Regions from separate parts of the Homo sapiens genome. Here all the other regions are linked to region 1. A link is a contact called in ENCODE Hi-C data. All regions are on one chromosome and are shown on one strand. The core of a region is the stretch at or near the end of the contact, and the rest is flanking DNA. Distances in the headings are between cores, read along the strand shown. Region 1 holds the start of GHITM (growth hormone inducible transmembrane protein). Region 2 holds the start of BTAF1 (B-TFIID TATA-box binding protein associated factor 1). Region 3 holds the start of PCGF5 (polycomb group ring finger 5). Region 4 holds the start of KIF20B (kinesin family member 20B). Region 5 holds the start of PANK1-AS1 (PANK1 antisense RNA 1). Region 6 holds the start of IFIT5 (interferon induced protein with tetratricopeptide repeats 5). Region 7 holds the start of LIPA (lipase A, lysosomal acid type).

The links. Hi-C counts contacts between places; a loop is a spot of excess contacts on that map. Pooled maps may share reads with other maps.
Region 2: a pooled map shows a loop between it and region 1 (8-fold over the local background). The contact joins the promoter of BTAF1 here to the promoter of GHITM in region 1. A Hi-C loop is called at or near these places in 4 of 50 pooled maps.
Region 3: a loop to region 1 is called in a pooled map, with 17 times the contacts of the local background. The contact joins the promoter of PCGF5 here to the promoter of GHITM in region 1. A Hi-C loop is called at or near these places in 5 of 50 pooled maps.
Region 4: a pooled map shows a loop between it and region 1 (40-fold over the local background). The contact joins the promoter of KIF20B here to the promoter of GHITM in region 1. A Hi-C loop is called at or near these places in 7 of 50 pooled maps.
Region 5: a loop to region 1 is called in a pooled map, with 11 times the contacts of the local background. The contact joins the promoter of PANK1-AS1 here to the promoter of GHITM in region 1. A Hi-C loop is called at or near these places in 7 of 50 pooled maps.
Region 6: a loop to region 1 is called in a pooled map, with 10 times the contacts of the local background. The contact joins the promoter of IFIT5 here to the promoter of GHITM in region 1. A Hi-C loop is called at or near these places in 5 of 50 pooled maps.
Region 7: a map of CD4-positive, alpha-beta T cell shows a loop between it and region 1 (8-fold over the local background). The contact joins the promoter of LIPA here to the promoter of GHITM in region 1. A Hi-C loop is called at or near these places in 2 of 168 maps with a recorded cell type or tissue (CD4-positive, alpha-beta T cell and naive thymus-derived CD4-positive, alpha-beta T cell) and 5 of 50 pooled maps.

Annotation. Positions count from the first base shown.
Region 1 is chr10:84,138,089-84,141,168 of GRCh38, reverse strand. It overlaps GHITM (growth hormone inducible transmembrane protein), which reads right to left and starts at 1,660. Exons shown (of 9, transcript NM_014394.3): 1 at 1,576-1,660. RefSeq lists a silencer at 1,380-1,579 and enhancers at 1,153-1,722, 1,723-2,292.
Region 2 is chr10:91,922,308-91,925,387 of GRCh38, reverse strand. It overlaps BTAF1 (B-TFIID TATA-box binding protein associated factor 1), which reads right to left and starts at 1,618. Exons shown (of 38, transcript NM_003972.3): 1 at 1,298-1,618. The coding sequence starts at 1,311. RefSeq lists enhancers at 1,076-1,275, 1,886-1,995, 2,343-2,876 and a silencer at 1,336-1,635.
Region 3 is chr10:91,219,163-91,222,242 of GRCh38, reverse strand. PCGF5 (polycomb group ring finger 5) reads right to left here and starts at 1,580. Exons shown (of 10, transcript NM_032373.5): 1 at 1,407-1,580. RefSeq lists silencers at 957-1,251, 941-1,400, 1,471-1,780 and an enhancer at 1,971-2,040.
Region 4 is chr10:89,700,121-89,703,200 of GRCh38, reverse strand. KIF20B (kinesin family member 20B) reads right to left here and starts at 1,611. Exons shown (of 33, transcript NM_001284259.2): 1 at 1,521-1,611. RefSeq lists enhancers at 933-1,449, 1,450-1,965 and a silencer at 2,010-2,089.
Region 5 is chr10:89,642,433-89,645,512 of GRCh38, reverse strand. It overlaps PANK1-AS1 (PANK1 antisense RNA 1), which reads right to left and starts at 1,399. Exons shown (of 5, transcript NR_184344.1): 1 at 1,314-1,399. It overlaps PANK1 (pantothenate kinase 1), which reads left to right and starts at 271. Exons shown (of 7, transcript NM_148977.3): 1 at 271-913. The coding sequence starts at 622. RefSeq lists silencers at 268-747, 1,448-1,497.
Region 6 is chr10:89,413,101-89,416,180 of GRCh38, reverse strand. It overlaps IFIT5 (interferon induced protein with tetratricopeptide repeats 5), which reads right to left and starts at 1,613. Exons shown (of 2, transcript NM_012420.3): 1 at 1,378-1,613. The coding sequence starts at 1,382. It also overlaps a transcript of LIPA not described here. RefSeq lists enhancers at 567-636, 737-836, 1,447-1,756.
Region 7 is chr10:89,250,369-89,253,448 of GRCh38, reverse strand. It overlaps LIPA (lipase A, lysosomal acid type), which reads left to right and starts at 1,674. Exons shown (of 10, transcript NM_000235.4): 1 at 1,674-1,712. RefSeq lists an enhancer at 1,588-1,647.

The DNA.
Region 1 (3,080 bases), core at 411-2,910:
GGCTGTTAATAACTGGACGTGATTACAGAGTCTGTGATGGTTTTTACAAATGTAGTTTTGGCTTAAGATTTATACCAGCATCCAGTGGGAAAATTTAAAAGAATCTACATAACTTTTGGGCAAAGGAATAGTGTCATCCAAAGAAGACATGAATAGCTCTTCAAGGTTATACTGCATTACAAAGCTAAAAGGTATTAAAAGAAGCCAACTATATGAATTTCAGCTAATCATACCAAATATTACTTTCCTTCAACATGAGATATAAAAATATTCTAAGTTAACCTATTCTATATGTCCTACTATAATGCGTAAAGGACATTTAGTCTTTCAAAGTAAACAAGTAAACTCAGTTACCAACCAGGTTTCCCTTACATTAGACTCCCTCGATGGTGTCTTCAAAAGAAAAGCATGCTAAAAACTGGATTATCTTAGCTCCAGGGCACATTATACTAGATGGGTGGTCAACCAGAAGTCAGCAGACAGTGTTTCTGTAATGCTAAGGTGAGGTGACTACAATAGGTCAGAATGAAATGACGAGTGTAAACCAACTGGGGCTACCAGCCCATCTCTGCCAATGATTTGTAGTGAATTCTAGGCAAGTGATATACTTCTGGGCCCATTTCCCCATCTGTAACATAAGGATTCCGTGTTCAGACTACAGCGTTGACCCTTAGACTACCTGCTTGAAAGTGCCCCGGATGCATCTTAAAATGTAGGCTCCTGGGTCTTTCTTTGCTCCTAATGATTCTACCCCTAGGAATAAGACCAAGAACGTGTGTTTTAACGAACACTCCAAAAGCTAAGAACTATTGCTTTAAGATACCCGAGCGTCCTCCGAGCTCTGCAACTGAACTATTAAGGGTCTTAAAATTCGGCACCCGGCCTTTGGGAAAACACCCAGCGCTTTTGGAACTTTCGTGCCATTACATCATCTCAACCTATGGCTGTCCTGTATCTTCCTCAGTACTCAGTCCACTGGTTGGGGCCGAAGAGGTCCAGCTCAGAGTGACCTCCATGTGGCGTAACAGCCCAGAGTGGGAATCCCGCTTCTGACAGGTTAGAAGTGACCTTGTGAGGAGTGTGGATCTCTAAGACTCAGATGTCGTTGCTATAAAATGGGGAAAATACTACCGACCCTAATCCAAGGGCTTATGCCTCCGTGAGCATTGATGAGTTTGGGTGCCTGGTCCCCGAGAAAGTTCACCCAGCCCGCTAGATTCAGATGAGAACCCGGCAGCAAACTTCCCTGTCAACCCACAACACCTCTGCCCCTGCCCCAGGTGCCGCTACCAGCGCAGCGGCTGTACGGCCTCGCCGCAAGGATGACTCAGCACCTTGTTGCCCGAGGACAGAAGCACAGCTACACTGAGCCCTTGCCCGCCTGACCAGGGCCTTGTGCCGCCGCCCTCTCCACCAGGTCACCCACAGGACTGCGACCCCAACGCGCAGGCCGGCCCTGACGCAGCCAGCAGCACCGCTGCTTCCAGCCCTTCCCCCCGCACCCAGCGGTCCCGTGAGGGCGGCTGTCAGGACCACCGGGGATCCCGGGCGCCCGCCGGCCAGCCGGAGCAGTACCTCGGTCCCCGGTCACCTTCGCCTCGCAGTTTCCCTTCCGGGCCCCTAGCGTCGGCCTCAAAGAGCACAGTTCCTCCGGCGCACTGCATGACGCAACATCGAAAGGACGTAAATAGTACGAGCAGCCAATCACGGGCAGGCCTCTGTCGGAAAAGCGGCCACACTGGGGGAGGCGGGGTTCCGGGTTGAGGAGGCGGGGTTCCAAATTGGTGGGGCGGGGCCAGTTGAGGATTGTTGCAGGGAACGTCATAGTCAGCGTCCATTTTGCGTGTGGGCATGGGAGTCGTCTCGGCCATCTTTGTTTTGGGCAGTGGAGCTCTGTTTTGCTTTTGTTTTAGTCGTTTCACTCGCCGCAGCTATAAGAATTATGTAAAAATTGAAAGAAAGTAATGTTAGAGTTAAAAATTATTCCGTTTATTCCGTTCCTTTTTGAAGGCCTTTTTGTCCCTTAATTTATCGTGAGATAAATATCTTTTCAAATGTGTCTGCTTCTGAGCCGAGTCATCCGGTTTCTGGGGTCTCATGCCAAATGTTAGATGGTGACATCCAGAAAAGATTTTTTCTAGATGGTTTTTTCATTGCTTTGTGACTTTCCCGCCCACATTTTCAAGTTTCACCCTAAACCTGTGTAATAGGCCTGATAACAGCCGCCTCTGCCTTGCACCCAGGATTGCTCTGAGGACTAAGATGTTTCCATTGCGCGTAATTTGATAGGTGAAGAGCTAGTTGTGGAATACGCGAGAGAGTTACTTTCTTTTTCACTCTCCCTCTATTTCAACAGATATTTACTGAATGCTCAACTTCGTACCAAGCTCTGTTCTAGAAATATATACAAATGAATCAGCCGGGCGTGGTGGCTCAAGCCTGTAATCCCAGTACTTTGGGAGGCCGCGGCGGGTGGATCACTTGAGGTTAGGAGTTCGAGACCAGCCTGGCCAACGTGGGGAAACCCTGTCTCTACTAAAAATACAAAAATTTGCCAGGCGTGATTGGTGCCTGTAATCTAAGCTACTTGGGAAGCTAAGGCAGGAGAATCACTTGAACCCAGGAGGCGGAGGTTCCAGTGAGCCCAGATCCCGCAACTGCACTCCAGCCTGGGCGATAGAGGGAGACTCAGTCTCAAAAAAAAAAGAAACCAAAAAAACAAAAACAAAAAAACAGCAAATGAATTAAACCCGTGTGTGCTACCACTATTTTAACAAAATAAAGTCCTTGCTCTGTGGCTTTACTTTCTGGTAGAGACAGAACATAGAAAAAATATAATGTGATAACTTAATACCATGAAGAAAGAGCAGATTAAAACCCTGAAAGGGTGATAAGGTGATTAACAACATGCAAAATTCATGAACCTTTATCTCCTAAGCAGTAGTTAATTGTGATTTATGATTCCTAATCATGTAAACCTTGACAAATATAAAGACTTGCCTTCTATGTGGATAATAAAAGAGTCTGGCAGCAACACAATTCTTATCTCTTTACGCTGAAAATGGCAGGAAAACACTAGA
Region 2 (3,080 bases), core at 369-2,868, 7.8 Mb before region 1:
TTACCTGATAAATGTTATATTAAGTTTACATATCAATGCATTTACAATGTATATATTCATGCATTTATATGGGAGGTAACAAATTAGAAGATACACCTTTCTATATTTGCAAAAATGTAAAATGTCACTTGTATTCTCTCAAGGCAGTTTTATTTAAAAAAAAATTTCCTCACATTGAATAGATTATAAAATAAAAATCAGATGCCCCATACTACGGTACCTAGCAACCCCCTTCACCCAACTCCCATGGGCTTCTCCCACACACTATTTCATCAGTCATCTAGGGAGTCTGTAAGGAATGGGTTATCCTTTCCCTTGCAAAACAGATAAAACTTGTGCACTTAATACGCTCAAAGAATGTGTTCAGTTAATTATAAAAAAATGAAAACTATTTGTTTTCATCATTTATTCCTTCAGTCTATATGGTAAAAGAATCCAATTCTCATTAAAAGTTACCATATCAACTCTAAGGAACTTGGTGAATCCATCCGATCACTATCACAGAGGAACTATCCCTTAATTACATGTACAGAGGGTCACCAAATTCCGCTTACAAAAGCTTTCCAACCATTCTATCATACCGGAGGAAAAAGTAATGTTTCTCCTATAGCTATACAAATAAATGTCGTTAGTTTTTCTATAGTTTTCCTGGGCTTTCCTGTTGACAGGCAATATTTCAAAAGAATATAAGATCTGTGATTTATCTTCCACGCCTTAGTTACGGAAAATGATGCTAATACGATAATTGGCTTAAGGTTACAACGCTGACGTTGGAATGTTTACTGCCAAACAAAAGGAGAAATTATACTTAATTTTAAAAAACATCTCAGGAAAGAACATACCCCTAAAAACGTAAATTAAAACTGGTAACATAATTAGACGGTCTCTTAGATAATAGTAATTCAGGTTTCCCCTCCATCGACAGTAACTACCAAGTTTTCCCATGAAATGGAGGTTAGGGACCAGCCTTAGAATACTGAGAAAGATAAGAGACTCCCCTAGAATCGAAAGAGGGAAGAGAAACCAGAGAACAGAAACATGGTGAGGAAAGAGAAAAAACAGCTCTAACGTGCCAAGGGGTCTATTAACAAGAAAAAGGCATTATTGAACCGATTTACCCAGGAGTAACCCGAGCCCAAACCCCCGCCGACCACGGGGCGAACTCCGAAGTCTACTGAAGAAAGCTCCAGAGCCCAGTGACAATGAGAACCGCTCTTCTCTAGGAGTGGGGGCTCTAAGAGGAGACCATGCCTTCCCTGAATCGCCTTCCAGTTTGCTCGTCAGGAGCAAGACCCACCTGGAGACCGCCATGGCCGGGCGCCGGCGGTTCGGAGCTCCCCGCGACCTACGCGCCGCGCAGCTGAGGCGCTAGTTTCCAGAGAGCTGAGCGGCGCAGGCCCAGGCCGCGGAGCACAGGGGAGCGGCCGGTGCGGCGTGGGGCGTTCCAGCGCAGGCCCTCGGGCATCTGCCCTGCCGCCTACCCGAGCTCGTCCCCGCGGCGGCCGGTAAGCAGGGGTCCAAGACGGTAGCGGAGGCGGCAGTCCTCCGACCCGCACGACTTCAAACCGGGTACCCTCAGCTCCGCTCTTTGCTGACGCGGGCGTCGGCACGCACAACTGAGCGTCAGCGCGCCGGAAGTGACGTAAGCTCACCGACAGGAGCTTAGCTCGGCGCGAGCGCCTTTGGTTTGGCGGCACGCGCCTAAATAAAAGCGCTTTGTGCTGATGTGGAGAGGGTGTCTAGTCTTAAAACTAGGGAAGGAGGTGAAGTAAGGGTCCCCTTATTTGACAGAGAAGGAAAAAGGCGATTTAGTCCAAGTCCTGGAACTTCGAAAGCTTGGTTTCTAATTCCACACTACCCAGATTCTGCTTCCCACCGTACTGCATCTAGGAAGCAAGATCAGAAGGACCTTAACATGCTCTTGTCCAGGTGGTGAAGCCAGTGGGAGGAGTGAAAGCAAAAAGTCGCTATGACACTGAAGAAATGGCTCAGATGTTTGTCATTATTTGCCAGAAGTTCTGCCTAGGTATTGGAGAGAAGGTCTTCTGACCAACGATTTTGCCAAGTTTGATTTCTCAATTGTTTATGTTGTTTGTACCATCATTTTCTCAGCCAGCCAGATTTGAAAACTACCATTTTTAAATTTTTGTTCCTTTGGGGGACTTATCTGGCTTTTCAATATTTTTAAGTTCATTAGGCTTTTAAACACTTCTGCCAGGCCCTTATCATCTTACACTTGATTTTTTTTTTTTGACCGAGTTTCGCTCTGTCGCCCAGGCTGGAGTGCAGTGGCGCGATCTCGGCTCACTGCCAACCTGCGCTTACCGGGTTCAAGCGATTCTAAATGTGCCTCAACCTCCCGAGTAGCTGGGAGGCACACGAGCCCCACGCCGGGCCAATTTTTTGTATTTTTTAGTAGAGACGGGGTTTCGCCATGTAGGCCAGGCTTGTCTCCTGCTCCTGGCCTCAAGTGATCTGCCCGCCTCGGCCTCCCAAAGTGCTGGGATTACAGGTGTGAGCCACTGCGCCCGGCCCTTAAACTTGATTTTTATGCTAGTAGTCAAAATAATATTTCTCCAATTTTCAGTTCAGCCCATTTTATAGGCCAACAGATTAATCTTCAAAAAACCTCACTGCTTTTTATCATGTCGCTCCTATGCTTATAAAGCATGTCCATTGGCTTCTCATTACCTGAAGAGGCTATGTCTCAATCCTTGAGTCTGTTTTTCATCTGTAAAATGAGGCTAATGAGAAGTACTGCAGAAGATTGTGGGAATAAAATGAGGTCATGAATCTAGAAGAGCTTACAAGAACTTTGTAAACCATAAAGTAGTATATATGTATGTAAAGAGAAAGAAACTAACAAGTACCTGCTGTGTGCTGGGCACATGACATGCATTATCCATATAATTTGTAGGGAAGCCTTGAAAAGTTAGTTTTAATCTTCGTAGACAAGGAAACTAAGCTCAGAAAGGTTAAGTAATTTGCCTCAAGATTCAAGCTAGTAATAATATTTATTGTCCAGTCATTCAACAAATGTTTGTCACCTCTCTGTATCAGAAACTCTGCTTGGCGGTGTT
Region 3 (3,080 bases), core at 331-2,830, 7.1 Mb before region 1:
CTGCTCTACTTGTATATCACCTCTCCACCTGCAGTCCATCTTATATTCTGCTACGAGGCACATTTTATTTTGTGACACTTGGTTGGGTCTTCTTATCAACGAATGTCAGTGTCTTCTCTTTACAAACAGAAAAATGTTTCCCATTCTGTCACATAAGACCTTCTACAGGTTAACCTTAATATACCCTTCAACAACTTTCTTCAACCTGAAGGGATCACTCCTCTCCCACCGTCTCCTCTGCAGGTTCTAAGCACTCTATCCAACACGCCCTTTCTCTCCTCTGTCTGCATGCCACCTATCCTTCAAGCCCTTCTCCAATGCTATTCTCAGTGCAATCTTTCCCTAGTTTTTAATGCTTACTTCTTTCCTATTACATTTGCCTTTTATTTTGATTTATAGTTACGTTCATTCTTTACCTTCTTTGTTAGACCAAAAACTCTTCAATAGAAACTGGTCATATTTAGTAGATATATAACCTGGATAATGCTACTTTCCTGTCTCAGGTTTTTTTTTTTTTTTAACTGTAAAATATGTATCCTCTCAGAAAACACAACATGAAAGGTGTTGATTTTCCTAAGTGCATTCTATAAACAGGAACTTTCCCCCATCTTAGCTGTTAACTCATTGGTAAATATAAAGCAACCGGAAAGGTAAAAGGCATTCCATCAACACATACCCACTGCGAATGTGCAGGGAATAGGCTCTACGTGTAATCATCCTATCCTCTTGGGAAACCGTATTCGTGCGTGTAACAGAAAGCAAGCATAATTAAAAGACAGGGAATCAGGGTTCTGGCCCTTACCCCTGTATGACCTTCAGCAAACCGTTTCATATCTGAGCCTGGGTCTCGGCTTCCTCCTCTATAAGTTGGGATTAACTGCCTTGCCTTTCCCACAGGTTTGCCATGAAACTCCAAAGTAAGAGAAAGTCCTCTGGAAGAGGAAATGCACGGTCCCGACCTGGGGTGGTACTAAGATCCTAAGGCACAGAGCCCTGTGACCAAGACAGTTAAGGGAAGCAAGAACTTGCAATGACGGGGCGGGGGCAAGGGGGAACTTTTCTGCGTTCTCCGGCAGGACCCAGCGGTACAGCCCTGTGGGGTCCCAGCACAGCCGCGCCCGCCCGGCAGGTGCGCGGGCCCAGGCCCCGCGGGCGCGCTGCTCAGGCCGGGGAGAGCGAGCAGCCTTTCCCGGGGCCGGCGTCCGCAGCCGGCCGCTCTCCCCGCCGAGGTAGGCACAGCTCCGAAGCCCCCGCCCGGGTCGGTAGCCCCCTGCACCCGAAGGGCCCTCCCGGCTCCAGGCTGGGCCGGCCAGGGCAGGTGTCTGGAGGTGTCGCTCTCGCCTGAGGCGCAAACTTGGGTGAGGAGTCTGGCGTCCCTGCAGCTCCCCAGCCCGCCCGGTACCTACCCAGCGGCCGCCACCGCCGCCGCTCCTCGCCCGCCAGCGCGCCGGCCTCAGAGTGAAGGAAAGTGAAACAGAAACAGCACCCGCCGCGGCCTGGCCGGTCCCCGCGCCCCGTCTGCTCTCCCCCTGCAGGCGGGAGCGCGCCGGCTCTGTGGGGCCACTCGGCTCAGGCCCGACAGGGCGCGGCGGGCCTCGGGGCCCAGGTCCGGTGCCGCCTCCAAGGGCAACTCCACCCACTTCCAACCGGCGGCACCGCCCGCCCCGCCGCCCGGCCACGCCCCCGCCGCCCGGCCACGCCCACCACCACGCCCGGAGGCCGCGCCTGCCGCCTGCGCTGCTCGCAGGTGCAGCTGCCGCCCTGGCTCCCTGTGCTACACGTAGCTCTGGCCAAATATTATCTCGGTTCTTCTTATCCTCACCGTCCACCCCTTCGGTTGTTTACATCATAACAATGACTGGCATATTTTCCCTGGAGGGTTTAAAAGCAACGGTCAGTGATGAGACTGACGCACCCTGAGAATTTGTCTCTTCAGCTGCGTCTTCCCCAAGTCTGTCCCACCTGCGCCGAAGTGGGGACAAAGCCATCCCTTGATTTGCACCTTATCTGAAAATGACTGACAAACTTGTTACTGTAGTGTGGGTCCAGAGATCATGGTCGTTGACAACTATAAGCAAACGGGAACGTTGTGGAGGTTGAGGGTGGGGGGAGGGTGAGTGGTAAAGAAGCATTACTGTTTGCAACGTTCAAAACAAACAAAAACCCAGTACTCTTTCTAGTGGACTTTGAGATCTACAAGAGACCATTCACTGCAAAAACCTTCATTCAAAAATGTGTATTCTAGAAGCCAGAGCAGTGATGGCTTAAGAAAATGACAATAATAGAGGGTAGGGGAGACTGTCAATGCAAAATATTTGCTTTTTCTCCAACTGATAGGCGTTAACTTCTTACTAAAGTGATAGATGACTCTAAGTGGCAAACCAACAAACTTAACAACCGCTAGTCCAGCAGCCATACAAGTGTTCAAAGATCCATTTCAAATTTAAAATGCATCAAGCAGTAGACCAAGGCAGCTTTTTAAACTATCCATTTTATAATCAAACTTTGACATGTTTAAAAATTGCCATTTCTAATATCACAGCAGGAGCAATACATTTTCTGAAACAGCTTTAAATGACCACATTCGTATAGTCCTTTAAAGAACCATTTTCCAAAATCATACATGCCAATGTCCAAGCTGGGATCAACTTCATAAGTCGCAGCAATCACAATGAGTAAGAGAAAACAAGTGAGGTCAAATGACTTCATGGCAGTAGGATTACTCTTTATGCTTCATATCTTTCATTTCAGAGACTAAACAGAACAGTATGTGAAAAATCACACTACTTCTAGTGTGTTTAAAATATGCATTGGAGGATATTACTGTATATATACCACAATATATAAAAAAGACTTGGTATGTTCCTATTTTGTGTCTGAAACTATTTTAAATATGTTTTAAAAGAATAACAGTGGAGTCCAGGGGGCTTAAATGTGATTGGTGACCTATCACAAGTGCGGTTAATCAGTATTCCTGAAGGAAACGAGCTTGAAGGCGGGTTTTAGGATGACATATGTTAGCAATGAAGGAAGGGGTCACAAACATGTGATACAGCAGTACCTGAGGATGAATGTGGAGG
Region 4 (3,080 bases), core at 362-2,861, 5.6 Mb before region 1:
AAAGTACCGGCCTGACATTTCATAACACAGAGTTCATGGAAATGCCCAGAAAACTAAAAAACACCTGTGGCTTCAAATAATAATTTTTGGTTTAAAGAAAAGTGTTGATAAATCTTTTAAATTGCTGAATTAAAAAGAATATTCCTATGTACTAAAAGCAGTTATAATAAAGTATTTGTTCATATGCTCATTTTTCAATGAACAAACTACTTCCTAGCATTTCTAAAAGTGTTCAGACTTACTGTAACTTCTTGCGATTTTAGATGACTTCTACTTATACGTGGCCTTCCCAACTAAACTGGAAACTTCTTGATGGCAAGAACCTTGCCTTATACCACTCTGTATCCCCTATAACAAATTCAGCGACTTATGCAGGGATAAAGACTACCTAATGACTTAAAATAATGGTTATAAAGAAAATACTATTCCAAAAAAAAAAAAAAAAGTCGGTCCTAGTCTGTAATATTATCTTTCGTGACAGCAGGCTCCAAGACCTCATTTTTCATTTCAAAAGGCTGCTCTGACTGGAAAACTGCATATTTACCCTCTCTCCAATAAGAATCCACAATTGGAGACTTTGGTGAAAAATAGCAGAATCTGTTGCTGAATGAGGTTTCTGAATGTGGTCTACAACACAAAGCCTCAAAAAAAGTCTTCACAACTAATCGATGAGTATTTTATGTTATTTTTACAATTTAAAATCTGGAGTCTTGGACATGTAAGATAAATACACTGTTACACTACCTAACCCATAAGGCGTGAACTTCTGTAAACTAGTAGTTTAGCAAGAAATATAAGAGAACTGTGCCAGACATGCATCACTGAACCAGCGAGCGAATCGAGATGGAGAAAGCCTTCTAAACTGGGGAATGACAGCAGTCACTGTGCCACAAACTCTTCAGCCTGGCACTGCAAAACCCTAGAAGGGCAAGCCCCAAGGACCAGTAGGAGTAGTCTGGAAATAAGTGCACAGAGGCTACCACAGGGCTCCCCCCGCAAAAAGGCCGTGTTACCTACCAGCCGAGCAAACTGCTCACCTCAGAGCTTCAGAAAACTAGGTGTGGCAAAACAGGCCTGTTCCTCAACAACAACAGAAGCAACAACAATAATAATATTAATAACTGCAAACATTTAGTACCTACTGTGTGCCAGCACTAATAACTTTACACATTACCATTTAATCTTCACAAAAGCCGAAAGAAATAGACACTTCATTGCAGCCTTTTAACTGATAAGAAAACTAAGGTACAGAGAGAGATTAAATGAATTGTCTTGCGTCACTCAGCTAATTAGCAGTGGAGGCGAGATTTAAACCGTAACCGAATTAGTATGACTCATTCCTCGCTGCGTACCCCGTGTTCGCATCGCTCCGCAACCCAGTTCCTGACAGTAACCTCCACTGGGGTATGAGCCCTGTCGGAACATGTCCACATTGCCAAAGCCGTTTCCCCACCTTAGGCCCCATACATGCGCAGTCACCCACCTCCTTCCCCACACATTCCCGCGGGTCACCTCCTCACCTGCAAACTTCGCCTGACTAGCCAGACCCGCGAGCAGCACTGCGATGTTACCGTTTTCAAATTCAAACAATGGCGGCCAGGGCACCGCACTGAACGCTGGGAGTAGGTGGGGCGTCCAGAGCTCCGCCAGGGAGCGTAGCCGGCTCGCGCTGCGGGCTTTCCAGTGGCTACCGGAAGAAGCTCTCCAATATGGGGGCGGGTCTTGAAACGCGGGCAGCCAATGGGCGGAAGCAGGCGTGGGCCGCCCTGGTGCTGACGGTCTGGTTTGCCTCCCAGCTCTGCTAGCCGGGCTTTAGTAGTGCGCTTTCTCGCGGCTGTCATAAGTACCACGCTGTTGACTGGGACACCGATCTCCAATTCTGTCCTTGAGGCAATAAAGATGTGGCGAAGGCCCGAGGTGAGGCCACTGCCACTGCACTTAGTCCTGCGACTCCCCTAAGGACGGGCCGAGGAATGGCGGGCTAGCCACTTCCCAGTCCTGTCCCTACGGGGCAGAAAAAGGCTCGGCATCCCGGGATCCGGAGGGTCACTTCCCTCGCTGCATCCCCATTGTGCAACTGCCAGTCTAAAAATTGATATAGGTAAGCTTATGAATGCTAAAACTAATGAATGCAAGATGCTAAAACAAACAATTAACTGAAAGGTTGTAGGGAAGAGGATGTTAGTATCTCAAAGAATCACCCTACAGATCATTTCTTATTATAAAGGGAAAATAGAATTTTACACTGAAGAGATTTATTAGACATACCTTAACCAAGTGAAGATACTTAGCATCGCTAATATCACCCGATAGTATTTGTGCTAGAAATGTTTGACATTAATCATGAGGAAACAATCAGAAAAAAACAATGTAGAATATTCTACAAGACAACAGGCCTAGGCTCTTCAAAAATGTCAGTGTCATGACAGGAAAAAGAAAAAAACGAAGTGGAAAATTACTTTAGTCGAGAGTCAAAAGAAACCAAATGAAATTTGTGAATCTTGGCTGGTTCATAGTTTTTAAAAAAAAAAAAAAACTTCGAAAGACATTTGTGGACAACTGGGGAAATTTAAATATGAACTACATATTAGATGATATTGAATCAGTTTTAAATTGATTGCATGTGAGAATTAATTTGTGATTAAGTGGAAGAATGCCTTTGTTTTTGGAAGGCGCTTGCTAAAGTAATTAGCAGCAAAGTGTCACAGTGTTTGCGGCTTACCTTCAAAAGATATGGCAAAAAAATAGAGAAAGCAAATGTGGCAAAATATTAGTAATTGGTGAATCTAGTTGAAGGGTATAATGGTGTACATCGTACCAGTCTTGCAACTTTCTAAAATAACAGATTTTATAAAATAAAAAGAGGAGGGGGGAAAAGGAATAGAATTCTGATCTTTACCATGGCCTCCCAGGTCCTGCACAATCAAGTGTCAGCCGACCTCACTCCCCACTAACTGTACAGTAAGTTGATCTGCTCTGGATACCTCAAACACCAACTTCTTTCCAGCATGTATGAACCTTTGCATGGGTTGTTCCCTGTACCTAAATTCTCTCTTCTCCATTCAACACGTGGCACTTCC
Region 5 (3,080 bases), core at 150-2,649, 5.5 Mb before region 1:
TAACGTGAATGACCTTGCAAAGGTATCTTGCTCACTGGGGACAGGATTAGCAAACCTGACACCTCTGCAAATAATTGTCTTCCTCCCGTATTCCTCCTGAAACGGTTCGCTCCTTTCGCTGTCTCTCCCAGACCCATCTGGTTTTCACATCGCCATACAAAGCCCAACCCGCCCATCTCCTCTCTGCAAGCCCAGAGAACTTGATTCCCCATGTTGAAACTCGTCGGTGGCGGTGGCGGGCAGGACTGGGCATGCTCAGTGGCGGGGACCAGTCTGGGAGGCGAGGAAGCCGCGTTTGAAGTCGCGCGGCCTGGGGATCAGGGGAAGGCGGGCGGCGGGAGCCCCGGCTGGGGGTGCGCGGGGATCCCCGATTCCGCGCCCGGGGCTGGCGTGCTCCAGGCCGGCGCCGTGGGGCCGGCGCGCGGGGGGCAGGGCGCAGAGGAGGTGGGGGAGTCGGCAGGAGGAGGGGAGGAGCGCCGGGTTCGCCATCCCCAGGCGCCGGCTCTGCGGCTGCTGAATCGGAAGCCGCAGGGAGGATCCGGGGAAATAAAGACGCCGGAGAATGACCTCCAGCGAGGCCGCCTGAGCCGGGGCCCGCGCACAGCCCCGCCAGCCCCCGGCATGGGCGACCGCAGCGGGCAGCAGGAGCGCTCGGTCCCGCACTCTCCAGGGGCCCCCGTGGGCACCAGCGCCGCCGCTGTGAACGGGCTGCTGCACAACGGCTTCCATCCGCCGCCAGTCCAGCCGCCGCACGTCTGCAGCCGGGGTCCAGTGGGCGGCAGCGACGCGGCGCCCCAGCGCCTCCCGCTCCTGCCGGAGCTGCAGCCGCAGCCACTGCTCCCTCAGCATGACTCCCCGGCCAAGAAATGCCGGCTGCGGAGGAGGATGGACTCGGGGAGAAAGAACAGGCCGCGTAAGTCCCGCTGGGAGGGGAGCGCGGGCGCAAGGCAGACGCAGCGTGCGGGGCCCGGGACTGGGAGCGGCTGAGGCAGGCGCCGCAGCACGCCCCGTGCGCCCCCGCGTCTGCGGTCGAGGGACTGCACAGAGTAGGTTCCCGGGACTGATTCTTTTCCTAGGGGACATCAAGCACTACAGGTCTTTGCCTGAGCCTGCCCTTTGCTCGCTTCTATCAGTAGAACGAGGATTGGACACGAAGCTTGAGCGGGTCCCTAGGTCAAGGATATATAATAAGCGAACGCTCTGTCCGCCCTTCTAATTGGTGGCTGGGAAAACGCAGGTGTGTGAACATTTGCTGGGGTCCAGGAGTGAGGATAAAGTGGGCGGCACACCGAGGGTGCTCTCTCCTTTCTCACCCCTCTCGCTTCTCTGAGCGCGTCCTACTGGGGTTGCCTGCCCTTTGAATCACAGAGTAGCCAGCAGCGTCTCGGGTCTATTGGAGAGCGCAAGTCTGGAGGCGTGGAGTTTAACTACCCCCCAAAATCACAGCCTATTAGAAGCTGTTTCTTCACGGCCAATGAGAGGGTTTTTTGGGAGGGACACACCCACTGATACCATGTGGGCCGGAACTATGTGGACCAATGAGGATTGGAGGTGGATTTTTTTTTTCAACGAAGGGGGAGGTTGAGTTGAGGGTTTGTAATTGTAATGTACACCGGAGAAAGCCGAAGTGCATTATTTCACAATCTAAAGCTTGTATATATAATGGTAGTTTGTAAAGTGTACCTTCCCCACAGGACGCTGTGGGATGTAAATTTGTAGGTCGAGTTTACAGCTGGTTTTTCTTGACTGAAGCTCATTCAACTGGTTACTTCTTTGTGGGTGTCTTTAATGAAGCTTATAAATGGCAAAAAGCAAAGTAAGTACAGTAAATGCTAATAAATGACTGCATTTGCATAGAGGTTATGCTGTTCGATATAGGGAAATTGTTAAGTAGGTTTTGGATTTCTGTGAAAGTTTAATGTTTGGCAAATAACACCTTCACTTTTCCCTGTTTCTATGTCTTTTTGACTCTTAGCTTTTCTGTATTGGATTAAGGTTTCTAAGACCTTGGAAAGCCCTTTGACATGACTGTGGGTGACTCTGGTACTTGTATTTTGTGGGTTTGAAATGTTAAATTTGTAGGTTAAGATTTTGTGTGGAACTTTAAAGCCAAACAGCAGATTTGGCTACAGTTGTAAGGTGTAAGGTTGTAATCTAGCACCTGAATTTTTATTTGCTTTTGTTTTTGATACTTGTTAGAAAATGACTTTCATTAGTATTAATATTTTAAAAGTCAGGACTTAATATTGATTACCTGTGATTTATAAACCTGTTTCACTTATTTTGAAGCTATACTTCAGTTATTTCTCTTATCTACATTGACAGATTGTACTAGAGTTTGCAATGAAAATAGCTAAAATATAATGAAAGGGAGCTTCTAGCTTAATCTTCTATGTTTAATTGAGGATATAACACCTCTTGAAATAACTTCTGAGGAATTGAAAATACACCCTCTAGGAATATCTTGAAGACAGAGAAAAACTAACCTGAGCCTTAACTTGTGCTTGCAAACCCACAGAAATTATTTTAAAATACAAGAAAATGTAACTATCTGCCTGTGTGCTTTGTATCAGAAATTAAAGTGGTTTATGTTTCTTACAGAATAAAAATCCTAGTTGTTTTAAGTTTCATGACCACGATTGTTACTTATAATTTTTAAAAAACGGTTCGTCAAAATTGGATTTACATTATTTACCATGTTTTCTTCTCTCAGATTTGAACAATCATGTCTGAAATAAATTTTACATGTTCCTAGGAGTCACATCTGGCCTTTTCACTACCAAAATTTCTTAGTTAAAAATGGCTTAACTTAATATCTTTGTGCCTTGCCTATTGACATTCACATATCTTTATAAAAAGAATATTGTCCAATCAGTTGATATTTAGTTACTCTAAGAGGAATTAGGTACTCTAAGAGGAATATTTAGGTACTCTGTGAGTATTTACATACTCTAAGCTTATTCCTATTTGCTGATGACTGACAGATTTTACAGGAACGATTTTTGCAAAGAGTAGTTGTGTGCTTTAAACGCAAACTTTAGTGTGTGCTGGTGGCGAAGCATCAAGCTAGACACATAATT
Region 6 (3,080 bases), core at 364-2,863, 5.3 Mb before region 1:
GAGGCTGAGGCGGGTGGACCACGAGGTCAGGAATTCGAGACCAGCCCGGTCAACATGGTGAAACCCGCGTCTCTACTAAAGATACAAAAAATTAGCCAGGCGTGGTGGCACACGCCTGTAATCCCAGCTACACGGGAAGCTGAGGCAGGGGAATGGCTTGAACCCGGGAGGCGGAGGTTGCAGTGAGCCGAGATGGAGCCATTACACTACAGCCTGGGTGACAGGGCGAGACTCCGTCTCAAAAATAAAGTTAGATGTGTGGGTGGCACTTAAACTTTTTTTTTAAACTTATAATGGGAATAATTAACATTTATTGTGCAAGTATTATGTGCTAAGCAGTCAACTGATAGGATTTATTACTGTCCTTTTCCACAGTCCCAAGAGATGGACACCATTAATTTTTACAAATAAGGAACAGACTCACAGAGTTTGAGAAACTTTGGGATCACTCAACTAGTAGGAGTTCAGTCCGGATTTAGAACAAGGGACTATCTGCTTTTAGAGCCCAAGACCTTAACATCTCATTCCTCAACTCATTAAATGCGGAAGGTTCACTAACCACGTGCAGGGCGGGGTGCTAGCCCCTGGGGATACAAAATGATCAAGAAAAGGACGCCATCATACTAAATCAGTAAAGGAAACAGATAAAGAAATCCTCATAAAACAGCGGATTGGGTGGGACGATAACAATCTGTGCTTGGTACAGAGGTAGCTCCTGGGAAGGGAAGAACTCAGACCCAGAAATCAGAAACGCAAACTGGCAGTGGCAGGCGAACCTGACGCCTGCAGGGCTGCGGCGAAACCGCGTATGCCACACCGAGGGAATGGCAGCTGGAAAGAGAGGCACGCGACAGGCCTAAGGAGACCCGTGGCACGTAGCAGCTGCCCCCGGAACAGCGCCTGGGGGCTCTGCAGGCGCTGACCAGTTTCCCGGAGGCGGCGGCCGCGGACCCAGCACGGTCACCGTCGCCGCTGCCGAGAAGAGCCGTCGGGTCGCGATGGGTGGACAGGCCTTCCGGGGGAGCGTCGCCCGGCACATACCCTGACAGTCCCGACCGCAGACGCCAGGGATGGGACAGGCTCCCGGGGAGCATCTCCTGTTCCTCCTCCCTGACCGGCCTTCTTAGGCGCTGGGGAGGGGCCGGACTCCCGAGAAGCGTCCACTCGGCCACCCTCCCCGGCAGGCCCGACTTCAGACGCCGCGCGCCGGGACAGAGCGCCCGGGGAGGGTCCCCAACGCAGATGCCCGGTTGCTGGGCGCGAGGGGCTCGGCCCCTGAAAAGGCCGCAGAACTGCGCTGGAAATGAATAAAAGCAGCCCGGTTTGAAACCAAGGCCGACGCAGGGCTTGGGAGGAGAGGCAAAGGAAAACCCTTACCTCATGATGGCAGCGCTCTGCAGGCCGTCCGGGCGGCGCAGTCCCTCGGATCGCTCTCTCCTCAGCACCGGGGACCGCGGGAAGCCGCGCGGTGGGCGTGCGCGTGCGCGTGCGCGCGCCAGGCCTCTGCAGCCCCTGGACTCGGCCGCGCGGCGTGTCTTTGTTAAAGGAGAGACCCCAGCCCCAGCAAGAACAGGAAACTGGAGATTGAATCAGATGCCGAGCGCTCAGAAACTGAAACTTAAGAAATCGAAACTAAACGTAAGCTTCAGAAACCGAAACTTAATAGAAGAGCTCAAGAGCCGCGGCCAGACGTTTGCGGAGTCCAGGGTCTTTCGGAGTTGAATTTGCAGCTGGGCTCCTTCACTTTGGTCTCGGCTTTTATCTGCCTCCCTGAGTACGCTGAGTTCGCATGCTGCCCGTGTAACTGTTTGTTTGTTTGTTTGTTTGTTTGAGATAGCGTCTCACTGTGTCACCCAGTCGTGATCTCAAGGGATGCGCCCGCCTCTGCCTCCCAAGGTGCTGGGATTACAGGCGGAAACTTAAGTCCCTGCTTCCACTCCAGTCTTTTGATTCAACAAGCAACACTGCAATGCTATACATCTATGCTGTTATTTCTGTTGGGTGTAAACTGAGAAATTTGGAGCTAAAATCTATATACATTTTAAGTTTTGACGGATATTGCCAAATAGCTTTAAAAATCCACTCTTACCCACAATTGTAGGAGACTGCTTCTCTTCCATACCTTCGCCAATGGTGCTTTGTAATAAGGACCCAATAAAGACAAGAGTGGTATTGGGGATCTAGGCAGAAAATGTCAAACACCCATACCTTAAACATTTTGTCCCCTTTGAATTCATTCAGCAAATATTGACAAACAACTGTAAGAGCCAGACTTTGTTCAAAGTACTGTCAATATAACAATAAAGAAAACAGACACGGGCCTTACCCTTATTGAGTTAATGTCTGTATTCAAAACCTCAATATCCTGTCCATAATTCATCTTTTGCATTGATTTTGGTTTTTTTTTTTTTTTTGAGACAGGGTCTCACTCTGTCACTCAGGTTGGAGTGCAGTGGTGAGATGACAGCTCACTGCAGCCTCAACCTTCATGGCTCAAGCGATCCTCCCACCTCAGCCTCCTGAGTGGCTGGGACTATATGCGTGCACCACTATGTCGGGCTAATTAATTTATTTTTTGTAGAGGCGGGGTTTTGCCATGTTGCCCAGGCTGGTCTCCAACACCTGGGCACAAATATTTTTCTAAACCTTAAATATTGTTCCGCCCATCGTGGCCTCCCAAAATGCTGGGATTACAGGCATGAGCCACTATGCTTGGCCTGATTTTGAATTTTTAAAAACATATTGCATTGAAATATTGTCTACCTTGATCACTGAGCTTCTGGCACCCCACCCCTCAAAACTTAGTGCCTGAAGCGAGTGCCTCATTTAAAGCAATCACTTCTAACAGTTGTACTGTCTTATACAGAAACTGCTGGTCACCTGTGGCTATTAAGAACCTGATTTTTAATTTAATATAAATTTAAAAACTGATAAGTTAATAGAAAACTTACATTTGGAATAACTTAGGTATACGAATCTGCTTTTTATAAGTTGCAAATTTTATGAACTCTAAATACAGAGCAAGTATTTCCAGTGATTATCCTCAGCAAACTAATGCAGGAACAGAAACCAAACACTGC
Region 7 (3,080 bases), core at 425-2,924, 5.1 Mb before region 1:
TTGTGGTGGTAAATAAGTCTCACAAGGTCTGATGGTTTTATAAGAGGAAAATCCTTTTACTTGGTTCTTTCTCTCACATGTGCCGCCATGTAAGACAAGCCTTTTGCCTTCTGCCATGATTGTGAGGCCTCCCCAGTCCTGTGAAACTGTGAGTCAGTTAAACCTTTTTCCTTCATAAATTACCCAGTCTTGGGTATGTCTTTATTAGCAGCATGAGAACAGACTAATACACCTTCTAATTAGTCTCCCTGCTTCTGTAGTTCAGAATGATCTTTCTAAACTAGATTATGCTGCCCTTCTATTGAAAATATTACACTGGCTTCTCATCTTACTCAGAAGACACGGTAAGATCTTGACAAGTGGCTCCCAAGGCACCAGACTTCTAGGACTTCATGTTCTATTACTTTCTACTATGTACATTCTGTTTTAGCCTCAAAGACCTCACCACTCTGGCTAGGACCCACCAGGAATATTCCTACCACAGGGCCTTTGTACCTGCTATTTTCACCCAGAATGTGCTTTCTCCAGTATCTAAGGCTGTTAACTACCTCCTTGCCTGTGCTCAGGTGTCACTTCATAAGAGTCCTTTCCTGATTACCATATACATATCATCCTCCTTATCCCTGTTTTTTTTTTTTTTTGGGGGATGGAGTCTCACTCTGTTGTCCATGCTGGAGTGCAGTGGCATGATCTCCGCTCACTGCAACCTCCACCTACCTGGTTCAAGCCATTTTCCTGCCTCAGCCTCCCAAGGAGCTGGGATTAGAGGCACACACCACCACACCCGCTAATTTTGTATTTTTAGTAGAGATGGGGTTTCACCAAGTTGGCCAGGCTGGTCCTGAACTCCTGTCCTCAGGTGATCCGCCCTCCTCAGCTTCCCAAACTGCTGGGATTACAGGCGTGAGCCACTGTGCCCAGCCCCTTGTTGTTTGTTGTTGTTGTTGTTTGTTTGTTTTTGTTGTTATTTATAGCACTTATCACCACCTCATGTATTATATAGTTATTCATGATGTGTCTCTTCCCATCAGAATATATACAAGAGAACAGGAACCTTGTTTGGTTGGTTTCTATACCTCCACTGTCTTACTAATGCCTGGCATTTAGTAGGTGCTCAATAAAATCTTTGTTTTAGAAAATGATTAATAAATAATATGTACATATTGAATATTGTTTCCTCTTTTAACAAATCTTTAATAATAATAAAAAATTTAAAGCAGCAAGATTGCTTTGCATCAGGCACAATGATAAGCGCTTTAAATGGAGCCCATGATTCACTTTCATTTATAGAGCCCACATGCTCTCTGTCAGGCGCAGAAGGTGCCAGCCCTGCAGGAGCTTCGGGGGCGGAGCAGAAGGCCGCCTAAAACAGCCTTTGCTAAGAGAGCATGCGTAGGCGACGCGCTGGTAGAGCTGTGGACCTGCCAGCCTGCGAGGCGGAGGACGGGCTCCATCTCTTAGAAACGCCTACGGCGCATGCTCTATGGGGTCAACTGGGGGGCTGGCAAGCGGCAGCGCTGGTCTGGGGCGGAGTCTCCGAGGCACTTCCCGGTGGCTGGCTGCTCTGATTGGCTGAACAAATAGTCCGAGGGTGGTGGGCATCCGCCCTCCCGACAAGGCAGACCAGGCCCCCTGCAGGTCCCCTATCCGCACCCCGGCCCCTGAGAGCTGGCACTGCGACTCGAGACAGCGGCCCGGCAGGACAGCTCCAGGTGAGAGTGCCGGCGCCGCGGCGCTGCCAGGTGCGGGTGCGGCGTGGAAGCTGGTGCCTTCAGCAAGGGGAGGGTCGCGCCCCGAGGCTCTGCCGGCCGGCAAGACCCTCTGCGTTTGGACCCAGCGAGTCTTGCCTGGGGTGCCTGCGGGTGCTTTTTCTGCGGGCGTTGGCTCAAGGCATCTGCCAATCAACCAGGGCAACTTCAGAGAGCAACTTCAGAGAGAAGCCCACTCTCTTCCCTGGGCGCTGTCCACTTTCCTGGACAGGCGCGGTCTCCGGTCAGTGAAGCTGCCCAGTGCTCCTGGACCGCGAGGACAGCAGGGATGTCTGATTCCTCTCTCTGCATCCTCGTGCTCTCCCCTTAGCTCCTCCAGGCATCCCATCCTACCTCTCTTGTTAGCCAACGGCGTGGTCGAAAGCAGACTTGGGCATCAATCCTGGTTAAAGTCCCAGCGATACTGCTTTTTAAACAGCTGACACTTTGCTTCCAGTACTTCAGCTGGGTGAACCTCAGATTCCTGAAAAATGGAATTAATGGTACTGCCATAGGGTCGGTGGAGGAGTAATTGACAGTAGATCAGAAGCGCTGCCTGCGGTGGCTGGCGCCTCGCAAGAGCTTAAATGGGAGTCGTAATAATTGTTGTTATTAGAAAGTTAAATAGCATGCTGCGTTGGGGCCTTTTCTTCTGCCACTGAACTGTTGGACTGCTCTTATCTTTTTTCAGAATCTGTACTATGCATCTAATATATACGTGGCACTTTGCTTGGTCCTGGGGGTACAAAGCTGAGTCAGATTGTTACAAAGTCTAAATAACTGAGATAAAGGTGTTAATACAGCCCAGAAAAGCACACTTAATTCAGCCTGGAAGGTTTTTTTTCCCCCCTCCTTCGAGATTTTCAGAGTATCTCCTTCTTAGTAAGAATTGCTTGGCTTAGTATGTTGAGAAAAACATACTAAGTATGTAGTGTTGTGTTGGAAGGAAAACTTAACTGGGTGAGATTTTCAGCTGAGTAGCTTTAGCTGTTACTCTCATGGACCTTCCTCTGGGCGGTTGATACAGGTTCTGTAGGAAAACCGCTGAATGAAAGCAGCTCCTGCAGATGCTATTCTGTTTTCAATTGTGGTAATTCCTTTAATTTTTTCCCTTTCAATTTACTCCTTATTCTCTAGTAATAATGGACTTTTGGGAGGTTGCATTTATGATAAAAAATAGCCTGGGGCTGTACAATCCTTCCTATCATGAAGAAGTACAAAGTTGTAAGTAGAAGCAGTGGCCTTGCTTTGCCAATGCACACTGAAGGGGATAACGTTTGCTCCTGTTCAGAGTTCACGGTCGGGCGCGGTGGCTCACGCCTGTAATCCTAG